2 separate regions of the Homo sapiens genome follow, and region 1 is linked to region 2. Evidence: read pairs that join two places in POLR2A ChIA-PET (ENCODE). Cell type or tissue: HepG2. All regions are shown on one strand. Each heading gives the region's core, and the rest is flanking DNA. Links, peaks and the distances in the headings are about the cores only.

Region 1 (5,371 bases), core at 117-5,116, 99 kb after region 2:
GGGACTTGACCTGACCTAGGGGTTCAGAGAAGGCTTCCTGCCAAACAACAGGAGCTGGAAATCTTCCAGTCGAATGAAAGAAGAAAAAAAAAAAAAACCACAGGAGAAAAGGTAGATGATGTGTGCAGGGAACTATAAGCAATTTGGTATTATAATTAGAGCATGATGTACTGGTAGAAGAAGAAAATGGATTTCCCAGAGTCCCAATTCTGTTTGGTTATAGCTGCCTGGGATACTATCAAGGATACTTTGTGTTGGAATCTGTGCAAATCTGTGGAAAAAAGGATATGTATTAGTGAAGTGTATTGTGGGCTTTCGTTTAGGAAGAACTGGATTTGGAGAGGTGGGGAAGAAGGAGGAATCTAGAGGTTTCTGACTTGAGAAACTCTGTATGATGTTGGACATAGATATTGAGACCTAGAATACAGAGAAGATGAAAAGATCACTTTTAATCTGTTGGCTTTTATTTGCCTTTAGATGTATACAGAAAACAGATGGAGATATGAGTCAGAAACTGGGTGGTTAGTTGAACCAGGGATGAGCAGAAGAAACATAGCCTATTGGAGAGACTTGGAAAAGTTAGAGGAGAGTAGTATTGGTGGAGAGACAATAGGAGTTCAAGAGAAGGAGGGTGGTCAACAGGATTCGTGGTATAGGACCTAAGTGTTCTACCTAATTGCTTTGTTTCACAGATGTGCATGACCACCTACAGCTGTGCCAGGCACAGTGATTGGGTGCTGGGAGGTATTGAGGTGAACAAGACAGACAAGGTCCTACCTCTGTGAGGATATAAGGGAGACTAACAGATAAATAAATGGTATGAGAGGCTTCATTGAATAAGGCAGTGAGGGAAGTGAGGTGTGACCAAGACCTAAAGTGCGAACAAGAGGCAGCTTTGGGTAGAGCATTCCAGATTCCAGCAGCAACAAGAGCTAATTCAGAAGCCTGAGGTGAGAAGGAGCTTGACGTGTGCAAGTAACAAAGGGTGAACAGTGGAAAGAAGATATAGATGGGTAAGATCCAGAATATTCAGGGCCTTTGGTGATGACATGGTGTTTGGGTTTTATCTGCCTGCAATGGGAAGCCATTGAGAGGTTATAAGCAGGCAAGTGCTGAGATCTGTGAGACAAAGATTTGTGCGGTTTAGAAGGCTGACCATTCTGTTAGAGCTGGGATAGTGCTCCTGTTTCTTTGCCATTCATATAGTTAGTTCCCTTTAGAGATCTTTCGTAGCCCTCCTTTACCAGTAGCTGTGTGATGACCAGTCACCATGGCTGCTTCGTCTCCTCTGGGTGAGTTTCTCCCTGGGTGACTCAGGATCCTAAGATCCTAAGATGCTGAGACATCCTTTGATGTGGTAAATGGAATCCTCCCTCAAGAAACTGGCATGGGCTGGGAGCGGTGGCTCATGTCTATAATCCCAGCATTTTGGGAGGCCGAGACGGGAGGATAGCTTGAGCTCAGGAGTTTGAGGCCAGCCTGGGTGGCATAGCAAGACCCCGTCTCTTTGAAAAAAAGAAAAAGAAACTGGCATGTGCCACGTGGATCAGAGAAGCCATGCGGCCTTCCTCTTTCTTGACATCTAACTAACTGAGTTTCTCTGTCTTCTGCACGTGGATGTTTGTCCATTCCTCCTGGGAATGACAGCATAGATGTTCCTCCATTTAGGAATGGCAAAGGTGAGGGATGCATCCAGCTTGTTCATATTCTCAAACATTTATTGAGTCCCTACTGTGGGCCAGGTTTTATGCTATGGAAGGCTGAAAAGTGCTTTTTTAAAGATTATAAGTCAGCCTTGTGATGATTGCCTTCAACTTTCTTCAGACTGAAGAATGGCCTCTCAGATGAGGGTAGAATCAGATTGTTTAAATGTAGATGAGCCATGAGCTTTTTACCTTCTAATTAATTCTTCATTTGTCAGCTCTTTTTTGCATATCGCATCTCTTTGACCTGGAGGCCAACTGATTTAAATGTGAACTGACTGCCATCGGATGAAGCCATGGTCCCTTTTCCTTCCTTTCTCTTGTCACCCACTCTACAATCCATCAGTCCCACTCAGTAAATATTTATTCAATAGTCACTGTATTGGCCACGTGCGGTGGCTCACACCTGTAATTCTAGCACTTTAGAAAGCGGAGGTGGGAGGATTACATGAGCCCAGGAGTTCAAGACCAGTCTGGGCAACACAGTGAGACCTAGTCTCTACCAAAAATTTAAAAGTTAGCCAGTTGTGGTGGCACATGCCTGTAGTCCCAGCTACTCAGGAGACTGAGGTGGGAGTATCTCTTGAGCCTGGGAGACAGAGGTTTCAGTGAGCCAAGATTGCACCACTACACTCCAGCCTGGGTGACACAGTGAGATTGTGTCTCAAAAAAACAAAACAAAACCAGTCACTGGGTGGTTAGCTCTGAGCAGGGTACAAGGGATCCAGAGAGTGGTGAACAGCAGATACATTGTTTTTGTATTCATTAAACTATGAGTCTTTGTTTTTTGATTGCCCAGGACCTGTCTCTATGTGTGTTTCTTCTTGTTTAAATTATAATGGACTCTGGAAACAAACTTTTTTTTTTGAGACGGAGTGTCACTCTGTCGCCAAAGTTGGAGCGCAGTGGCACGATCTCAGCTCACTGCAACTTCTGCCTGCCAGGTTTAAGCAATTCTCCTGACTCAGCTTCCTGAGTAGCTGGGACTACAGGCACACACCACCATGCCCAGCTAATTTTTTTTTTTTTTTTTTTTTTTGTATTTTTAGTGGAGACAGGGTTTCACCAAGCCGGCCAGGCTGGTCTCAAACTCCTGACCTCGTGATCCGCCTGCCTCGGCCTCCCAAAGTGCTGGGATTACAGGTGTGAGCCACCGCGCCCAGCCTGGAAACAAACTTTTTGGTGGTCTCAGTGAGTCCTTAGACTGTTGGAGATGTCATTGGAATTTGGATTACTTAAACTGGAGGCATATGTAAATCTGCTTATAATGGGCCATGAGTTAAAGAACCAAGTGTTAAGAGTTAGATATTCAGGCCGGGCACAGTGGCTCATGCCTGTAATCCCAGCACTTTGGGAGGCCGAGGCGGTGGATCACGAGGTCAGGAGATCGAGACCATCCTGGCTTACATGGTGAAACCCTGTCTCTACTAAAAAATACAAAAAATTAGCCAGGCGTGGTGGCGGGAGCCTGTGGTCTGAGGCAGGAGAATGGCGTGAACCCAGGAGGCGGAGCTTGCAGTGAGCGGAAATCGCACCATTGCACTCCAGCCTGGACAACAGAGCGAGACTTCAGACTGCGTCTCAAAAAAAAAAAAAGAGATATTCAGGAATGCCTCGCCCTGTTGCTTTTTTTTTTTTTTTCCTCCTGAGACAGCACCTGGCTCTGTCACCCAGGCCAGAGTGCAGCCTCCACCTCCCAAGCTCAAGCCATCCTTTCACCTCAGCCTCCTGAGTAGCTGGGATGACAGGGGCACACCATCATGCCTGGCTGATTTTTTTTTTTTTTTTTGAGATAGAGTCTCGCTCTGTAGCCCGGGCTGGAGTGCAGTGGCGCAATCTTGGCTCCCTGCAAGCTCCACCTCCCAGGTTCATGCCATTCTCCTGTCTCAGCCTCCCAAGTAACTATGGGACTACAGGCGCCCGCCACCACGCCCGGCTAATTTTTTTTTTTTTTTTTTTTTTTTCTTTTTTAGTAGAGATGGGCTTTCACCATGTTAGCCAGGATGGTCTCGATCTCCTGACCTCGTGATCTGCCCTCCTCGGCCTCCCAAAGTGCTGGGATTACGGACGTGAGCCACTGCACCTGGCTGCCTAGCTAATTTTTTTGTATTTTAATAGGCATGAGCCACCGTACCCTGCCCCTGTTGCTTTTTTTTTTTTTTTTTTTTTTTGAGACAGAGTCTTGCTCTGTCTCCCAGGCTGGAGTGCAGTGGCGCTATCTCGGTTCACTACAACCTCTGCCTCCTGAGTTCAAGCAGTTCTCCTGCCTCAGCCTCCAGAGTAGCTGGGACTACAGGTGTGTGCCACCATGCCTGGCTAATTTTTGCATTTTTAATGGAGACAGGGTTTCACCACGTTGGCTAGGTTGGTCTTGAACTTCTAACCTGATGATCTGCCCATCTCGGCCTCCCAAAGTGCTGGGATTACAGGTGTGAGCCACCGGGCCTGGCCCCTTGTCGCTATTTTTAAATTAAATAAAAAATAAAAAGAACTAGATATTTGTGGGATTTTAAGTAAAAATCCAGTGAAATCCTTGGTAAAATAAGTTGATTCATTGATTCTGGTGGATGAGTGATCTTAAACTTTTTTTTTTTTTTTTTTTTTTTTTTGAGATAGGGTCTTGTCTGTCACCCAGGCGGGAGCACAGTAGCACTTATCATGGCTCACTGCAGGATCAACCTCCTGGGCCGAAGCAATCCTCTCACCTTAGCCACCCCAGGACCTAGAGTAGTCCCGGCATATCCCACCATGCCCAGCTAATTTTTTTACTTTTTGTAGAGACAGGATCTTACTATATTCCCAGGCTGGTCTTAAATTCCTGGCCTCAGGCGATCCTCCTGCCCTGCCCTCCCAAAGTGTTGGGATTACAGGCATGAGCCACCACACCCAGTCCTGATTTTAAACTTTTAAAATTGTTCCTTATAAGTCATGTACTCTAATAGGCCTTCATTTCAGAGATGCAGAGACAGGTGCCAGAAAGGAAGAGAAAGGACCTATCTCAGGTCATATCTAAGCCATGGCAGAGTGAGGACCAAAACCTGGGTCTGCAGAATTATGCAGTCAGTGCTTTTCTTGCTTGGTTCTTTGATTCATACTTACTTTGCTTTCTCTGAGCGCTTGTCTGTGTCAGATCAGTGTGGAGGTCCCTGTTTCCAGGAAGACTTTTTGTATATTCACTGCCTCCCATCCCCTTCCATGCATGTCCAACCTTTTGGCTTCCCTGGGCCACATTGGAAGAAGAATTGTCTTGAGCCACACATAAAATAGACTAACACTAATGATAGTTAATGAGCTTAAAAAAAATAAAAATGTAAAAAGGGTCCATGCATCATACGCATCTTTTTTTTTTTTTTTTATAGACAGAGTTTTGCTCTGTTGCCCAGGCCGAGTGCAGTGGCGTGATCTTGGCTCACTGCAACCTCCGCCTCCTGGGTTCAAGCATTTCTCCTGCCTCAGCCTCCCGGGTAGCTGGGACTACAAGGGCAGCCACCTCGCCTGGCTAATTTTTTTTTTTTTTTTTTTTTAGTAGAGTCAGAGTTTTACCATGTTAGCTAGGCTGGTTTCAAATGCCTGACCTCAAGTGATCCTCCCACCTTGGCCTCCGAAAGTGCTGGGATTGCAGGCATAAGCCACCACGCCCGGCCCATGCATGATTTTTGTGATATCCA
Region 2 (5,371 bases), core at 104-5,103:
AAAATTAGCCAGGTGTGGTGGCACACACCTGTAATCCCAGCTACTCAGGAGGCTGAGGCACAAGAATCGCTTGAGCCTGGGAGGCGGAGGTTGCCAAGATTGTGCCACTGCACTCCAGCCTGGGCGACAGAGTGAGACCCTATCAAAAAAAAAAAAAAAAAAGTCAGGGATGGACGAAAGAGGCAGAAGCTGGTGGACACACAGCCAGACAGACAAATGGAAAGAGAGCCAGGGCAGTGCTGGGGCAGTTCAGACAAGAGAGGGGGCATGCCTGGACACTCAGAAGGTAGCCATGGGCAGGGATCTGTTTTTCATCACAGTTGTCTGACCACTGAGACACCTTGGGGTGGGAGGCTGATGGAAAGGGAGGGCTTCCTGGAGGAGCCTTTGAAAGGACCTATAGGGAATAGTGGAGGGAGTGAAGGTGGGAGTGGAGGGGAAGCTGTCTCAGCCAGAGGGCACAGCAGGAGCAAAGGCCTGGAGGCAGGAATTGGCTTGTTCAGTCCCAGCAGCTCTATGTCAGTCAGCATGGCCCCCACAGAAAGACTGAAAGAGGAAATGGCCCAGAACTGGAGCACCAGGCCTGTAAGCTGGGAGGGAGCATGGACTCTATGCTGAGGCACTAGGGAGCCATGGGAGGGGCATGTCTTGGTCAGATTCACCTTCCAGGAGGGTCTTTGAGGTTACCTAGTACAGAGACACTGGAGGAAGAGAGAGTGGAAGTGGGCAGACCAGGGGATGGTGGCAGAGAACTAGACAGTGGGTCCTTCGTGGAATCGAGCAAGCAAGTTCCCAAAGTAGATGGTTAGGACCTAGTGACACATAAGGGCAGGTGTACTGTTTTTCCAAGGAACTTTAGGCCAAGGCAGGAGGTCAGCTCTGATCACTCACCTCCCCCACTCACAGGATGGCCCCTGGTGTACTCTGGCCTAGCACACTCCCACCCAGCCAGGTCTGGGAACTCACATGGCCCCTCCCCAGACCTGGGAGACCTTGGCATCTACCCACTGGGCCCAGGAAAAGCCCCAAGAGGTGTCCAGTCCAGGGTGGAGGCACAAACAGACCTCCCACCCCACAGAAAGCTTGTTAAGACAGCACTCTCAACTCCCACCACCAGCCGTCTGTGCAATGATGACTCCACTGCCATGAGGGGTTAGGCTTGGGTCTGTTTGGGAAGCCAGTAGGTAGGGGAGGAGGGCCCAGATGAGCCCAGAAAGAACTCAGAGGCTGAGATCACATGGCCGACAGAGCAGGGTTCACCACGCCTTTTAGTCAGAATTTAGGGAGATGTGTGTTCCTGTCTGGGCCTGTTCTTTTGTGTGTCCTCAGGCAGACCACTTGCCTCCCTGGGCCAGACTTTCTTTGGGAACAGTCCCTGTTTTAGGACAGGACTCTGGCCTCAGCCCCCTGTAGCCATGGTCCAGGACCCCTGTCCACTCCAAGCCCTTTCAGCCACAGGAGCTGCTGGCAGAGCACATTGGTGACCTCACCAAGTAGCTGCTGGGTGATCATCATGGATCCCCCGCCGACAAAGAGCAAGAACCCTTTTGAGGGGGAGCCTGAAGGTGAAAGAAAAGGCCTTTCAGGAAATTAGCACCAGTGGCAGGAAAATTCATCAAAAGCTGGAGGAGGCGCCTGTGGCCGATTCACGTCTCTTGCCAAAGAGGCAGCTCCTCTGACCTGGGGGAAGGGCTGGTAGCTTCCGGGGCCTTCTAGAGACCCCACATCCTTGGGCCTGTTGCTGGGCCTCTCAGCACCTGGCAGGGGTGCCACCATGGATTTGCTGCTCCCAAATCACAGGATTCTGCAGTGCTAGGAAAGGCTGCTGATGAGTAGGGGGTCTTGGGTTTTAATGTAACTCTTCCCTCTGCTGTGTGATCTCAGACACTCAACTGGCTTCTCTGATACTCCCTGCCAGGAGAAATCCTAACCTGCCTGGCCTCTAGGCGACCAATATATCCACAATACTCAGTATATCTGAGACAAGAATATTTTTCTGAAGAGTGAGGATGCAACTATACCCAAACAATCATTGGTAGTGGGAGGTCTCACGTGAGAAGCAGGGAGGCAGCCTGAATGTTGAACCCATTATTCTGGTAGCAGCCCCACCTGCCAGCATCCAGGTATGGCCGACAGAATAGCTGTTGCAGCACACACCTCCAGGGGGCACCATTTCCATGGTTTACAGTCTGAATGAGGCCTGAATGTAACCTGAGCTTCATGACTGCCTCCTCTGGGCTTGGTACCCACAGGCACACTCACACTACACACGTGCCTCAGAGAATGCTCTGATTGGTTGATCACGATCACCACCTAACCTAAAGCATCCACATTGGTCAGGCTTTGGAGCCCGCACTTCTGCTCTAGCTATGCATGGCTCCCTTCAGCTCCCAGGGCAGGTCCAGTCCCAGGTCCAGCCAGATGATTTAGTGCTGATAGAAGCAGGATCTTTTGAAAGAGCTATGGATGTAGCAGGCCCCAGAGGCTCAGGAAGTCCTTTCCAGGCCATGCCCTGGTTCTGGCACTGCTACTGCCCCTGCTCCACTACTAAAGGAGGCAGGCCAGGCCATGCATGGTGGCTCACGCCTGTAATTCCAGCACTTTGGGAGGCCAAGGTGGGCAGATCTCCTGAGGTCAGGAGTTCAAGACTAGCCTGGCCAACATGGTGAAACCCCGTCTCTACTAAAAATACAAAAAATTAGCTGGGCATGGTGGTGCTCGCCTGTAATCCCATCTACTCGGGGGGCTGAGACAGGAGAATCGCTTGAAACGTTGAAACCGGGAGGCAGAGGTTGCAATGAGCAAGATCGCACCACTGCACTCCAGCCTGGGTGACAGAGTAGGACTCCATCTCAAAAAAAAAAAAAAAAAGAATAAAGAAAAAAGAAAAGGAGGCAGGCCACAGGCATTTACTTTTTTTTTTTTTTTTTTTTGAGACGGAATCTTGCTCTGTCGCCCAGGCTGGAGTGCGGTGGAACGATCTCGGCTCACTGCAGCCTCCACCTCCCAGGTTTAAGCTATTCTCGTGCCTCAGCCTCCCAAGTAGCTGGGATTACAGGCATAAGCCACCACACCCAGCTGATTTTTGTATTTTTAGTAGAGATGGGGTCTCGCCATGTTGGCCAGGTTGGTCTAGAACTCCTGACCTCAGATGACCCACCTGCCTTGGCCTCCGAAAGTGCTGGGCTTACAGGTGTGAGCCACTGCACCTGGTTTCAGGCACCCTTTCAGCTCATTGTATGGCATTTTGGCTAGACCTTATGTGAACTCAAATTGTTATCCTGTGCTTCCCTTACTGGCAACGTTTACAGATGGCTTTGTATCAACCAAAGCGTTGTACAACTCATAGCATTTCAGAGCTAGAAGGGACCATAAACAGTGTCATAGCCACCGTTCTTTGAACACTTACAACTTTGTGCTAGACACTAACCCAGGTACCTTCTGATGTTTTTGCCTGCACGGTACAGCCATTCCTTTTCCCGTGACACCACCCTGTCCTCGGCAATTCACCGTGTCCACACCACAGCTCAGGGATGACCAGATAACCCAGACTTGGACTATTAAGCTCAATCTCAAGATTTTTGTAGAAACATCAGGAAAGAGAATGGGTACCACTTGAGGGTGAGTCAGCATGTGAAGGAAGGTAAAACGGAAAACTAGCCAGGTACAGTGGCATGTGCCTGCAGTCCCAGCTACTCGGGAGGCTGAGACGGGAGGATTGCTTGAGCCCAGGAGTTCTGGGCTGTAATTCACTATGTTGATTAGGTGTCTGCACTAAGTGTGGCATCGATATGGTGATCTCCTAGGAACGAGGGACCACCAGGTAGCCTAAGGAGGGGTGAACCAGCCCAGGTCGAAAATGGAGCAGGTCAAAACTCCTGTGCTAATCAGTAGTGGGATCGTGCCTGTGAGTAGCTGTTGCACTCCAGCCTGGGCAATATAGCAAGACCTCATCTCCAAAAAAAAAAAAAAAAAAAGGAATAGTGAAATGAAATAGTTCACACTGAGAAACAGCCTTGAACGAATAAAATAAAATAAAATAGGCTGGGCGCTGTGGCTCACACCTGTAATCCCAGCACTTTGGGAGGCCGAGGAAGGCGGATCACTTGAGGCCAGGAGTTCAAGACCAACCTGAGCAGCAATATAGCAAGACACCCCCACCTCTAAAGAAAAAAAAAATTAAAGAGTTAAGTGACTGCATTTCTTCAACTGCAGGACTTCTCTGGGATCTCTCTCTCTCTGAGTCTACCTGGCTATATGCCCTTGAATGAGTCCAGTCACCTGTTCTGAGTCTCAATTTCAAGAGCTACAAAATAAGACAGTAATTATTTCCCTCTTTATCCTTTATTTATTTATTTAATTTTTTATTTTTTATTTTTTGAGATGGAGTCTTGCTCTGTCGCCCAGGCTGGAGTGCAGTGGCACAATCTCGGCTCACTGCAAGCTCCGCCTCCCGGGTTCACGCCATTCTCCTGCCTCAGCCTCCCGAGTAGCTGTGACTACAGGCACCCGCCACTACGCCTGGCTAATTTTTGTATTGTTAGTAGAGACGGGGTTTCACTGTGTTAGCCAGGATGGTCTCCATCTCCTGACCTCGTGATCCACCCGCCTTGGCCTCCCAAAGTGCTGGGATTACAGGCGTGAGCCACCGCGCCCGGCATTTTTTTTTTTTTTTTTTTTTGAGATGGTGTCTCGCTGTGTCACCCAGGCTGGAGTGCAGTGGCACGATCTTGGCTCACTGCAACCTCTGCCTCCTGGGGTCAAGCGATTCTACCGCCTCAGCCTCCAGAGTAGCTGGGACTACAGGCATGTGCCACGCCCAGCTATTTTTTTGTATTTTTAGTAGAGACAGGGTTTCACCGTGTTAGCCAGGATGGTCTCAATCTCCTGACCTCGTGATCCCCCCACCTCGGCCTCCCAAAGTGTTGGGATTACAGATGTGAGTCACCATGCCCGGCCTTCCCTCTTTATCTTGAAGAAATTAAGGAGAGGCCAGCGAGAGAGTGTTTGGAAAATTGCTTTATGCAGTGGCTTGTGCCTGTAACCCCAGCACTTTCGGAGGCCAAGGTGGTAAGATTACTTGTGCCCAGAAGTTCGAGACCAGCCTGAGCAACATAACAAGACCCCGTCTCTGGAAGAAAGGAAGGAAGGAAGGAAGGAAGGAAGCAAGCAAGCAAGCATGGATTAGCCAGGTGGAGTGGTGTGTGCCTGTGGTCTCAGCTATTGTGAGACTGAGGCAGGAGGATCACTTGAGCCCAGGAGTTTGAGGCTGCAGCGAGCAATGATGCCACCACTGCACCCCAGCCTGGCTAACAGAATGTGACTCTATATTGAAAAAAGAAAAAGTAACAATTAGCCAGACGTGGTGGTG

What was found. Peaks named below come from ENCODE experiments on the same cell type or tissue, not always from the same donor. Only the 100,000 strongest peaks of a DNase experiment are listed, where the experiment ranks them.
Region 1: POLR2A ChIA-PET joins it to region 2 with 13 read pairs; 16 of 35 experiments call an interaction of 5 or more read pairs at or near these places.

What each region holds. Positions count from the first base shown.
Region 1 is chr16:67,114,481-67,119,851 of GRCh38, forward strand. All of the region lies in intron 1 of PHAF1 (phagophore assembly factor 1), which reads left to right. Among named protein-coding and RNA genes, the nearest start is that of PHAF1, 7.2 kb to the left of the region's middle. In HepG2, for the core only: no CTCF peak of the experiment used is centred there; a DNase peak (open chromatin) is centred at 2,421; H3K4me3 peaks cover 692 bases.
Region 2 is chr16:67,015,860-67,021,230 of GRCh38, forward strand. It overlaps the pseudogene RN7SL543P. Among named protein-coding and RNA genes, the nearest start is that of CBFB, 11 kb to the right of the region's middle. RefSeq lists a silencer at 2,030-2,079. In HepG2, for the core only: a CTCF peak has its summit at 2,169 (motif pointing right); a DNase peak (open chromatin) is centred at 2,252.